Linked DNA regions of Homo sapiens: region 1 is linked to region 2. The links are chromatin contacts, found by Hi-C in ENCODE. All regions are on one chromosome and are shown on one strand. The core of a region is the stretch at or near the end of the contact, and the rest is flanking DNA. Distances in the headings are between cores, read along the strand shown. Region 1 overlaps DELEC1 (deleted in esophageal cancer 1). Region 2 has its middle 7.0 kb from the start of TEX48.

Region 1 (6,103 bases), core at 549-3,048, 680 kb after region 2:
CCAGCCTCGGCGACACACCGAGACTCTGTCTCAAACAAAACATAAACAAACAAGAAACAAAAGAGATTGGTTTGGAAAGATAGTTGATACCAGATCTGGAAAGGCCTTTAGTGACAAGCATTTTCCAAAATGTATTTTTCAGAATGTTAGTGAGTAAAATATGAAGAATGATTTGAGTAGTCAAGTAGATTTTGGAAAAACTGCGTTATCAAATTTTAATTGCCTCGGTTCCACAGGATTTCGATTTTTAGAGGGAGGCACGATGTATCAATTATAATAAACCTTTTCGATCACAGAATCTCTTTTTGGTAGACTATCTTGTAAGACTAATATTTTGTGACATGGAATCTTAGGCAATGAGGAACCATTAAGCAAGAAAGACAAATGATTAGACTTACTTTTAGAAGTACAAGCCAGAGATGAGTTCCAACCCACATCCCAGATTTGACCAATTAATAATGGCTGGCATTAGTGCTATCATGAAAGAAATTATGAAACTTCATCTGAACTTATCTAGGAAAAGGTAGTGATTGATTAATAATGTCTGCTGTAGAGTAAAGGATATAGAGGTGTGTCTTAGTTAGTTTGGACTTCTATAACAAAGTACCATAGATGGGTGGCTTAAAGAACCCACACTTATTTATCATATATCTTCCAGCCTCCTATCTGGAGGCTGGAAGTCTAAGATGAAGATCCTTGCAGGTTTGCATCTGGCAAAAACCTGCTTCCTGGTTCATAGATGGCCATCTTCTCTCTCTGTATGCTCACATAGTGGAGAACAGAGAGAGGAAAAGCAAGCTCTCTCATCTCTTTTTTTTTTTTTAAAGGCACTAACCTTGTTCAAGGGGATTCCACCCTTATGACCTAATTACCTCCCATAGGTCTCACCTCTTAATGCCACCATATTGGGGATGAGAATTTCAACATATGAATTTGGGGGGAAGGCAAACCTTCCACAGCAGGGTGTGATGGTTAATTTTGTGTATCAATTTAGCTAAACTATGGTGCCCAGTTGTTTGGTGAAACAGTAGTTTAGATGTTGCTGTGAAAGTATTTTGTAGACACGATGAACATTTACAATCAGTTGACTTAAAATAAACGATATTATTCTTGACAATGTGTCTCATCCAATCAGTTGAAGGCCTGAAAAATAAAACTGAAGTTTTTCAGAGAGGAAATTCTGCCTCAAGAGTAACGAGGAAATCCTACTTGAGTTTTCAGTCTGCTGACCTGCTCTGCTCTGTAGATTTTGAATTTCTAGCTTACTGGCTTGCCATCCAAATTTTAGACTTATCAGTCCCTACAATCATGTAAGAAAATTCCTTAAAGATAAGTGTGTGTGTGTGTGTGTGTGTGTGTGTGTGTGTGTGTGTATGTGTGTGTGTGTGAGTGTGAGTGTAGGTTCGGTCTCTGGAGAACCCTGACTGATACAAGGGGTGACAACAGCATGATGGCATTTGATTTTGTTGCTTTAGGTGAAGGTTGCAAGTTGGGTTACAAAGAGAGCTTGGGTGCCTGAAAGTGGTGTCAACACCAAAATGGAAAAGATTTCAGGAGAAGAAAGTTCAGATTTGGAACTTTGTCCTTTAGATGTCACCTGGACAAACAAATAGACATCCTTCAGAAGAACGTTCATTCAGAGCTAAGCAGAAGTCAGCATTATTTCCAGTGTGCAAAGATATTTTGAAGAGAATGTATATCTCCTTTAGGATCCTTCAACAGATACGCCACCTGTTTGCCTGCAGCAGTTTCCTGAGGCTGCAATTTGGAACAAATGCCTCTAGTGACAGGGAACAAAAAGAGTTGCTTTGTCCTGAAAGGAGGTTAAGAGTCATTTGAGGCTGACTATTCAAGACACACCTGAATGGGGTGTGAATTAAGAGAAAGGAGGGCCAGGTGTGGTGGCTCACTCCTGTAATACCAGCACTTTGGGAGGCCTAGATGGGAGGATTGCTTAAGCCTAGGAGTTTGAGACAAGCCTGGGCAATATGGTGAGACCCCATCTCTAAAAATAAAAGAAAAAGGAAAGAAAATAAAACAGAAAGGAGGAAAACGGTTATAGAAAAAGGAGAGGAACATCACTAAGCGAAAAGCTGAATGGAGGTGAGTCACTGGGCATGACTAAGCCATGACTAAGACCTCCAGGGTGATAGATGAAGGTCTCACCACCAGGAGAGTGGAGTAATTATTAATGCATGTTTGCCTGGTGAGTTATTTAGTTACAAAAGCCACAGCAGAGGCTCTTCATTGTAACAGCTCAACAATCATATATAGAGTTCCCGCAATGCAGACACTCACTAAACACTGGGGTCACACGGGGGAAAGACACAAGTCCAGCCTCATTTTGAATCAGTCTTTTTGTGTGTTTTAGTAGCTTCCCAAACATAACTTTGTCTTATCACTCATAGATGTAATGAGGTAGCTTGATTCTATTTATTCAACAAAGACTTATTGATTTCCTACAACAAACCATGCACTGTTCTTGCTATGGGGAATATAGTAGTGAAGAAAATTGGCTAAACTTACTCCTTGCCTTCATGGAGCTGACATTCTCATGTGGGTGACAGGAAATACCATGATAAATAAGTAAACTACACAGTAGGATCTGTGGTGATATGTTAGAGAAAAAAAATAAAGCAGCTTTATCAATCAAGAGAGGTTAGGCAGCCAACATGCAATAATTAACAAACTGGAATCTCAGTGACTTTTCCACTCGCCTAATTTTCATCGTGGGCCAGAAGGGGCCTCTGCTCCCACAACTTCACTGTCTTCCTTGCTCTAGGACTCTGACTATAGAGCAACGAATATCTGTGCTATTATAGGGGAAAAAATAAAAAGAGATTTCTGCTGGGTCTCACCTTGGGGAAGCAATGCTCAGCCTGAAATTGATGCACATTATTTCCACACATCATTCATTGGAATGAACTGATTAGTTGGATTGACCTAAAATATGGAAGCAGGAAGTACAGTTCTATCATGTGTTCAGACTGGGGGAAATCCTGTAAATATGGCAAACAAAAATAGGGTCATTTAGGTCACAGTGAGGACTTTGGCTTCTCCCATGAGTAAAATGGGAAGCCATTGGAGACTGTGAACAGTCGAGTGAGTGCAGAATGAGACAGACTTTTGTTGAGATCTTGGCTCTGTGACCCAGAACATGTGATCTATAAATTGGGGCAACAAAACCTACCTTATTAGATTGGTAGTAAGATTCACTGAGATATTTGTGTAATGCCTGGCATAAAATAAATTTTGGCAAAATGACAATGATATATTGAATTTCCTATAAACCTATTTGTTTCATCAAATGAGGATGAATTTCCCCCAAAGCAAAAACCATGTCTAATTCATCATTGAATTCTCAATTCCTAATACAAGATTGGACCCACTTCATTCCCCTAATATGTGTACTTCATTCTCCACAGGATGGCTGAGAGGAGGGAAAAGATGCAGAGAGCATCTGTGTATCCTTGCTGCTAAGAATTCACCTTTTTTAAAAAAGGGAGCTGTCACCTTGAATAAAAAAGGCTGAAGCAGCAATTCATAAGCCACAGTTAATGATCAAACTCATGGCAAGTCAGCTTTAGAATCCAGTGGAGGCATGTTCTCTGTGGCCTTATGGCTTGGGGGACTGTTTGGAATATGGTTAGCTGTCACCTTATATTTCTGATATAAGCTATGACATGCCTGTAGCTGACACATTTGTCCGCAGACTCTTTGTTCAAAGAGAAAGGTATACCACAGTTGTGCTAGTAATGGTTGCAATGCCTAGGGATAGAATTACGAAGAACTTGAAAAATCTTGCTCTTAGCATGTGTCACCATAATGAATAGATCGACGGTACAAGGTCAAACTTAATGCACAATGGGAAAGGTGGAAATTTTTTTTATTATCTTTCTTTATATGTGTCTCCTTTCACTGCATAGCTTTTTCTCCACACTCCTTTCATATTGATCTGGCAATAATGCTAACTTTGGTGCATTCAAGAGGCCCCTTTCCCCACCTTCATTTTGTCTTTTCTCTAACAGCACTTGTTTTTCATATTCTTGAACACATTCAGCTAGTGGCTGTGAATTTGGAGAGATAAGCATATAATAACTATGATGATCATACTTCTTAGTTTGCCCAGAACAGTCATGGCTTTTGCCCAATGTCTAGGTGTAAATATTAATGATAATACCTTTTATTCTCAAATTTTTCTCAGTTAGAAAAATATATGGTCCTATTTATTATAGAAATTTATCCTTTTCTGAAGGGCCACACAATGCCAGAAACTATTATGCCTTTCCACCAGCGTGATCCTAGAGTTAACTCAAAGTTTCACGTGTTGTTAGAAATATGAGGGGTTTCAAAGTCAACCAAAATAGCTGGAAGGGAAGGACATTGTCATAGTCCATCCAGGGAGTTAGCAGCCCACTCTGCTGCCAATCTCAACCAGAATTTGACCTCCCCATCAAGTTCTGCTGTCACATTATCCTCCTCTAGGAGAGGAAAGATGGTGGTGACAAAGCACTCAACTTTGGTCTCGATGGACCTGGGTTTAAACTTTGGGTCAATTAATCTATGACAGTTACTGTATTAGTCTGTTCTCACACTGCTATAAAGAACTGCTTGAGACTGGGTAATTTAGAAAGGAAAGAGGTTTAATTGACTGGTAGTACAGCATGGCTGCAGAGGCCTCAGGAAACTTAGAAATCATGGTAGAAGGCAAAGGGGAAGCAAGGCACCTTCTTCACAAGGTGGCAGAAGGGAGAATGAATGCAGGAGGAACTACCAAACATTTATAAAACCATCAGATCTTGGAAGAACTCACTCATTATTACAAGAACAGCGTGGGGGAAACTGCCCCCAAGATCCAATTACTTCTACCTGATTTGTCCCTTGACATGTGGGGATTATGGGGATTATAATTCAAGATGAGATTTGGGTGGGGACACAAAGTCAACCACATCAGTTACCTCTTAATTTAAAATTTTTAGCAGGAATACTAACATATGATTCACCCAGATTGTTATAAAATTTAATCACATAATGTCATATAATGTGAAAAAAATTATATAATGTAAAAATTGTTTAACATAGTTTATTGACACTATTGAGTGACAGCTTTTATTAGTATTATTAATAAAATAAAAATTGAATTTTCATATTACTGCAATTACCACAGGGTCTGAAACCTAGTAGTTACTATACACTTTTTATTTTGAATCTTGATATATACATACAGCAGACATTGTTTTTCAAAACAATTTCTTTCTCATTAGTACAGAAGGAACTTTGGATGTGGGAGAGAAAGACAAGGAGAAACCTGAAAGCAGCCCAGTTATGACAATGAATGGTAAGATATTCTCCTGACCTGAGATCTGCTTTTACGGAGTAAATAAATGAATGTTACATGAGCCCAGTGCAAAACAAGCAGGGTGTGATTATGCAGGCAGTCTTGGAGAAGTTAGCACCATTGTCAGCTCTGAGGGATCATAGGAGTAGAACAGCTACCACTGAAAGTAAAAAGGAATCTGAATCCAGTTGTTGACAATGACAAGTCAAGTTTTAAAAAACCTGAGTAGAATCTGCTGCTATTTTAATAATGGTTGGATACACTGAGCAGAGCCTCTGACAGAGGTAGGATGTGTTAAGCCCTGGGGTTCCCTGCACAGTGTTGCAGCAGAGTAGTGGTCCCTCAGCTGTGAGCTAGGTTAAGACCTGAGACTGAAATGGATACATTTAACTCATGCCCACCCCAATCCCAGGCAAAGCTTTTCAAGTCTTGATTGGTCCTGCCTCTCTGAGGGTTTTTTTTTTTTCCACTTTAAGTATATTTTTGAGGTTCAGAGCCGTAAGAACATATCATGGAATTTGCCCACAAGTGATAAAGTATCATCTCAAATTTGGGCTTAACTTGTGTTGGGGACTCATATTTGCCTTAGGGAGTTAAAATTTTTACTATGTAAGATAGGGAGAGAGATATCAAATTATGGTGTATAGAACATCTGCTTTAAAATCATTTGGAAAACTTTAAAATGCTGACTTCTGTACCTTATCTTTGACCTACTGAATCAGACTATTTGAGAAATGAATATGAAGGTTGATTAGCTCACAGAGT
Region 2 (6,474 bases), core at 3,975-6,474:
CCTCCTCCAATGTTAACATCTTGCCTTACTATATTACAAGATCAAAATCGGAAATTAACATTGGCCCAATCTACAGAGCTTATTCAAAGTTCAGTCGTTATTCAAGTACTCATTTGTGTGTGTATGTGTATAGCTGCATGAAATTTTATTACATGTGTAGCTTCGTGTAACTACCACCACAATCACGGTACTTAACTGTGCCATCACCACAAGGTTCCTTTCTGCTTCCGCTTTATAGCCACACCCACTCCCTCTCCCCAACATTTCTAACCCCTGGAAACCACTAACCTGTTCTACATTCTATAATTGTCATTTCATGAATATTACATAAATGGACACATGCAGTATATATGTATATTTCTGAGGTTGGCTTTTCTCAGCACAACTTCCTTGTTCCTCATATACATGAGGAACATGTATCAGTAGTTAGCTCCTTTTTATTGCTGAGTAGTAATCCATAGTAATGCATGTACCAAAGATTTTTTGACCATTCGCCCATCGGAAGATATTTGGATGGTTTGCAGTTTTTGGCTATTACAGATAAAGCTACTGAGAACATTTGTGTACTAGTTTCTGGTGAAAATGTTTTCATTTCTGTATGATAAATGCCCAATTTACTATACAATTGCTGGATTGTATGGTCAATCAATTTTTAGTTTTAAAAGAAACTGCCATATTATTTTCCAGAGTGACTGTACCATTTTACATTTCCATAAACAATATATGAGTAATCACATTTCTCTGAATCCTCTCCAGGGTTGTTTTTTTTTTTTTTTTTTTTTTTTTTTCCACTATTTTTTACTTTTGTCATTCTTATATCTTGAGCCCAGGAGGTTGAGCCTGCATTGAGCCATGATCGTACCACTGTACTCCAGTGTGGGTGACAGAGCAAGACACGGTCTCAAAAGAAAAAAAAAAAAAAGAAAAAAAAATTTCACTGTATGGATATATCACATTTTGTTTATTCATTCATCTGTTGACAAATGTTTAGGTTGTTTTCACATTTTGGCTCTATGAATAATGCTGCTATGAATATTTGTGTGCAAGTTTTTGTGTGGATGGATATTTTTGTTTCTCTGGACTATATACCTAGAAGTGAAATTGCTAAGTCATATGATAATTCTATGTTTAACATTTTGAGGAATTGCCAAACTTTTTCCAAAGGTGCTGCACCATTCTGCAATGCTGCCAGCAATGTTTGAAGGTTCCAGTCTTTTCACATCCTTGATGACACTTTATACTGTCTGTCTTTTAAATTTCAGCCTAGTGTGTTTTAAGTATTATCTCATTGTGGTTTTGATTTGTATTTTCTTAATGACTAATGATGTTGAGCATCATTTTATGTATGTATTGGCCATTTTCATATCCTGTTAAGAGAAATGTTTATTCAAATCCTTTGCCCTTTAAGAAATTGAGTTATTTGTCTTTCTAGTGTTGAGTTTTAAGAGTTTTAAAAATATATTCTGTATACTAGACCTTTGTCAGATCTATGGATTGCAAATATGTCTTGCATTTTGTGGGTTATCTTTTCATTTGCTTAATAGTTATAGTGTCCTTTGAAGCAAAAAATTTTAAATTTTGATGTTAGATTTATCTTTTTTTTTTCTTTTGATGCTTGTGCTTTTGGTGTTACATCTAACAAACCAATTGTCGAACCCAAGGTCATAAAGATTTATTTACTCCTGTCTTCTTTTTTTTGAGATGGAGTCTCACTTTATTGCCCAGGCTGGAGTGCAGTGGCGCGATCTTGGCTCACTGCAACCTCCACCTTCTGGGTTCAAGCGATTCTTCCACCTTAGCCTCCCAAGTAGCTGGGATTACAGGGGCACACCACCATGCCTGGCTAATTTTGTGTATTTTTATTAGACACAAGGTTTCACCATGTTGGTCAGGCTCTTCTTGAACTCCCGACCTCAAGTTATCTACCTGCCTTGGCCTCCCAAAGTGCTGGGATTACAGGCGTGAGCCACCACACCTGGCCTAATTTACTCCTATGTCTTATTCTAAGAGTTGTATAGCTTTAGCTCTTACACGTAGGTGGATCATCCATTTAATTTTTGTATATGGTGTGAGGTGGGGTCCAACTTCATTGTTTTGCATGGAGCTAACTAGTTGTCCCAGCACCATTTGTTGAGAAGACAATTCTTTCCCCCATTACATGGTCATTGTACTCTTGTTGAAAATCAACTGATCATAAAGGTAAGAATTTAAATTTAGTTCTGAGCATGTTGCATTTGGCTCTAAAGGATACTCAAATGGAGGTTTCCAGAAAGATCAAAGGAGATATTGAGTGTGATAGATTGAACTGTTGTCCCCAATTCTTTATCCCTGCCTATGGTTATACCTTTGCCATGGCCTCATTGTGGACAGTATGTGTTTCCATGCTTTTGATTTTGGATTTGACTAAGTAACTTGCTTTGGCCAATGGCTTGTGGGCAGAAGAATAGTATTAGGGTTCTGAGCTTATGCCTTAAAGTTCCCCTATGCTGCCAATTATGATCTTGCTCTTCTGCCAGTGTCAAGAAAAAGTATGCCCCCCCTAACCTATTAGTCCCTGGAGGACAACGAGAAACATAGATCAGTCATTCCAGGCAAGCACCCAGCTAGGCCCAGCATTGACCCGCATGCTACTCACAGATAAGAAAGTGATGAAAACTGGGTGTTGTCACTGAATTTTTGGGTGGTTTGTTACACAGAGTGGATAAGTGAGATACAGGGCACAAGATCTCTTTATATCTACGAAGTACTGTCCATATGAGAGGGAGGACAGATCACTCACTCCCCTTTCTTCTTTTTTAAAAAACTTTTAGGTTCAGGGGTACGTGTGCAGGTTTGTTATACAGGTAAACTCACACCTTGGGGGTTTGGTGGACAGATTATTTCATCACCCAGGTGCTAAGCATAATACCTGATAGGTATTTTTTCTGATCCTCTCCTTCTCCCCACCCTCCACTCAAGTAGGCCCCAGTGTCTATTGTTCCCTTCTTTATGTCCATGTACACTCATTATTTAGCTCCCACTTATAAGTGAGAGCATGCAGTATTTGGTTTTCTGTTGCTGCATTCATTTGTTAAGGATAATGATCTCCAGCTCCATCCATATTCCTGCGAAGGACACGATCACATTCTTTTTTATGGTTGCATAGTATTTCATCATGCATATGTATCACATTTTCTTTATCCAGGCTACCACTGATGGACATTTAGGTTGATTCATGTTTTTGCTATTGCAAATAGTGCTTCAATGAACATAGATGTGCATGTGTCTTTATGATAGAATGATTTATGTTCCTTTGGGTATATACCCAGTGATGGGATTGCTGGGTTGAATGGTAGTTCTGTTTTTAGTTCTTTGAGGAATCACCACACTTTTCCATGATGGTTGAACGAATTTATTTCATTCCACCTTTGTTTTTGAACAAGAGCTCTAATCAATCAGAGATCTTGGGACATTTCCTAGGTGAAGACATTAGTGAAATATTTTCCTGCAGTGTGGGGCCCAGTCCCCTGATGAGAAGTGGGGAAATTTAAGGCCAAACATGGACATGACATTCTATAGCACTGGTTCACATCATGAAGGAATGACTCCCTTTTTAGTCCTTTCAATTACCTAAATTTAGCTGGATGCTACCCCCTCAGTAATGCCTCCAAACAGTTGCTGACCTCCCTCACAATAAAAAGAGAACAGCAGGCAGGCTCTGAGTCTTTGGCAGGTGATGGCATCAGGCTAGAAGTTAAGCTCATTGTTTTGTTTTTGTTATGTTTATTTTTGTGTTGATCTTTTCTATTTATGGTAGTGGTATGTACCTTTGTTTTAATGTAAAAGAATAATATGGTTTAAAGAAAAATATTAAGGAAATAAGAGTAGAGGTAATAGAGTCACAGTGATATGTGAATAAATGGGGTTTAGAAAACCTCTTTTGAGATACATCCTTGTGTTAGGGTTCTCCAAAAAACGGAACCACTAGGATCCTGCTTTCCTCTCTCTTTCTCTCTCTCTCCGTGTCTCTCTTGGTGTCTCTCTCTCGGTGTCTCTCTCTCGGTGTCTCTCTCTCTCTCGGTGTCTCTCTCTCTCTGTCTCTCTCTTTCAGTGTCTCTGTCTGTCTGTGTCTCTGTCTCTCTGTCTGTCTGTCTCTCTGTCTCTGTCTCTCTGTTTCTCTGTCTCTCTGTCTCTCTCTGTTTCTCTTTCTCTCTGTCTGTCTCTCTCTGTCTCTCTCCGTCTCTCTCTGTCTCTCTCCGTCTCTCTCCCTCCCTCTCCCTCCCCCTCCCTCCCCTCCCTCCCTCTTTCAGTCTCTCTCTCTCGACCTCTCTCTCTTTCTGTCTCCATCTATATGTATGTCTTATCATCTACAAGCTGGAAAGCCAATGGTGTACAATCCCGCGTTGAGTCCGAAGGCCTGAGGACTGTAAGTGCTGAGGGCAGGTGAAGGTGGATGTCCAAGTTAAGGCAGTCAGGCAGGGAGAAGTTGACTCCTCCCTTCCTCTGCCTTTTTGTTCTGTTCAGGCCTCCAACAGATTGGATGCTGCCCACCCCCATTGAGGAGGGCAAACCAGTTTACTTAGTCCACTGATTCAAAGGCTGATCTGTTCCAGACATACCCAGAAATAATGTTTAACCAGATAGCTGAACATTTCATGATCCTGTCAAGTTGACTTATACAATTAACTATCACAGCCATTGTATCCATGACCTATATACTAAAAGTTATGGGATGGTTTTTTGTTTCCCTCCTAAGAAGCTGTGGGAGGGCATCATTGTGGATGTAAACTCGTCACTTGTCCATGGTTTCTGAGCTGGAAATTTGGTTTATTCTTTCAAACTACTTCAGATTCTTGATTTCCAAGAATCCTAGCACCTAAGCTCTCTTCAAAGCCCCAAGGTGATTGTCACAAACAAAACCCTTCTGTGGCTCATACATAATTGATACTTATAAACCTTTTGGAAAAAAAATCATCCTCTGTAATGTAATTTCCCATTCTAAAAATAGGCTTGACTTTTGGATTTCTGCTTAATAAAAATATATTTTTCGATTACACTGGAGACAGAGAAAAAAATTTCCAGTATCAGTTTGAGGCTTGTGAGAAAATGGAGAGAAGACAAGTTTCACTGCTCTTGTTGAAGGCTTTGTATTAAAATTTTGCCACAGTGGCTGAGTTCTGAGTGTGGTGGGGCTGGGGAGGAAGGAAGAGTGAACACTGTCACCAGTCATTTAAGATGTCATTTATTACTCAGATCTGACCCCAAATGCGAAGGCTGCAGCAGGGAGATGAAGCTGGCATCGCTGTACACGTTTGTGGTTAAGGAGCGCATCTCTGAAATTCTATGGTTTCTCTGAGTAATCACTGAATCATCTCTTTATTACAGTGAAACTTCACAGTGCCATTATTTGCTGTGGAGCGAAGCTAGAGAGCATCACTCTGAGGCTTCTTGGGCAGCATTGGAAAGGGCTTAGGTTCCGAAGAGGTGGTGCCCGTCCCTTTCTAAGGCTCTCTCCCCCAATAGATGGCCCAAGGAACAGTGTTACAGTGCAGGTCATCTCTCAGGAGCACTTGGTGGGCATTCCTCTTGGTGCTGTGTTTTGTGCTTCCCTTTTGGAAGAGAAGGAGGAAGGAGCCGCCGCAGTGTAGGGCAGCATGTGATTCAGAGTCAATATGGCTTCCCTTTCCTTCCACACATGCTTTCTTGTCACCAAGTCATCTGGAATGTCCATGGCCAAACATACTACCCACCCCTAGTTGGATTCAGACTTCTGCCTTTCCCATGCAGGGCAAATCACTTTCCTTCTCTGAGTCTCATTTGCTCATCTTTAAAATGACACCCACAATTCCCACCTTGCTCAGGGCAAAAAGAGCTGGCATGTATGAAGTTACATTTTGAACTGCATGGTGTGCTGTATCTTGGAAAGACTTCTGTGCCTTCCCCGATGACACACTGTGCTGTCTTTCGGTAGCCACCCACCTCTCTATGCTTTTGTGCTCATGAAGCTCAAAAGCTTCTTCATGATGATTCTATACTGAGCCTTATAACTGATTTCAAGACAGTGTGCTAATTTTCAGAGATATGGAAGAAATTTTTTTTTTCTTTTGTTTGTTTTGAGACAGGGTATTGCTCAGTTGCCTAGGCTGAAGTGCAGTGGCACTATTATGGCTCACTGCAGTCTCTTCTTCCCTGGCTCAAGTGGTCCTCCCACCTCAGCCTCCTGGGTAGCTGGAACTAAAGGCATGCACCAGCACACTGGGCTAATTTTTTCTATTTTTTGTAGAGGTGGAGTCTCACTATGGTGCCTAGGCTGGTCTCTAACTCTGGGACTCAAGCAATTCTCCCACCTCAGCCTCCCAAAGTGCTGGGATTATAGGCTTGAGCTGCTGCGCTTGGCCAGAGGAGATTATTTCTTAAGATTGTTCTGATGAAACCCTAAAAAGTGAAATCAACATTCTCAGAAACCAATAAAATAAGACAAATCTTCTGGCTTTG

The links. Hi-C counts contacts between places; a loop is a spot of excess contacts on that map. Pooled maps may share reads with other maps.
Region 1: a loop to region 2 is called in a map with no recorded cell type, with 3 times the contacts of the local background. The contact joins two enhancer-like sites. A Hi-C loop is called at or near these places in 2 of 37 single-sample maps with no recorded cell type and 2 of 50 pooled maps.

The regions. Positions count from the first base shown.
Region 1 is chr9:115,371,378-115,377,480 of GRCh38, forward strand. It overlaps DELEC1 (deleted in esophageal cancer 1), which reads left to right. Exons shown (of 8, transcript NR_163556.2): 5 at 5,265-5,338. Among named protein-coding and RNA genes, the nearest start is that of DELEC1, 230 kb to the left of the region's middle. RefSeq lists an enhancer at 1,517-2,716. Within about 2 kb of position 1,799, at least 4 of the 41 ENCODE cell types and tissues checked have a DNase peak (open chromatin) inside an H3K27ac peak, as active enhancers do.
Region 2 is chr9:114,685,932-114,692,405 of GRCh38, forward strand. No RefSeq gene overlaps it. Among named protein-coding and RNA genes, the nearest start is that of TEX48, 7.0 kb to the left of the region's middle. RefSeq lists an enhancer at 4,641-5,840 and a silencer at 5,314-5,363. Within about 2 kb of position 5,225, at least 5 of the 41 ENCODE cell types and tissues checked have a DNase peak (open chromatin) inside an H3K27ac peak, as active enhancers do.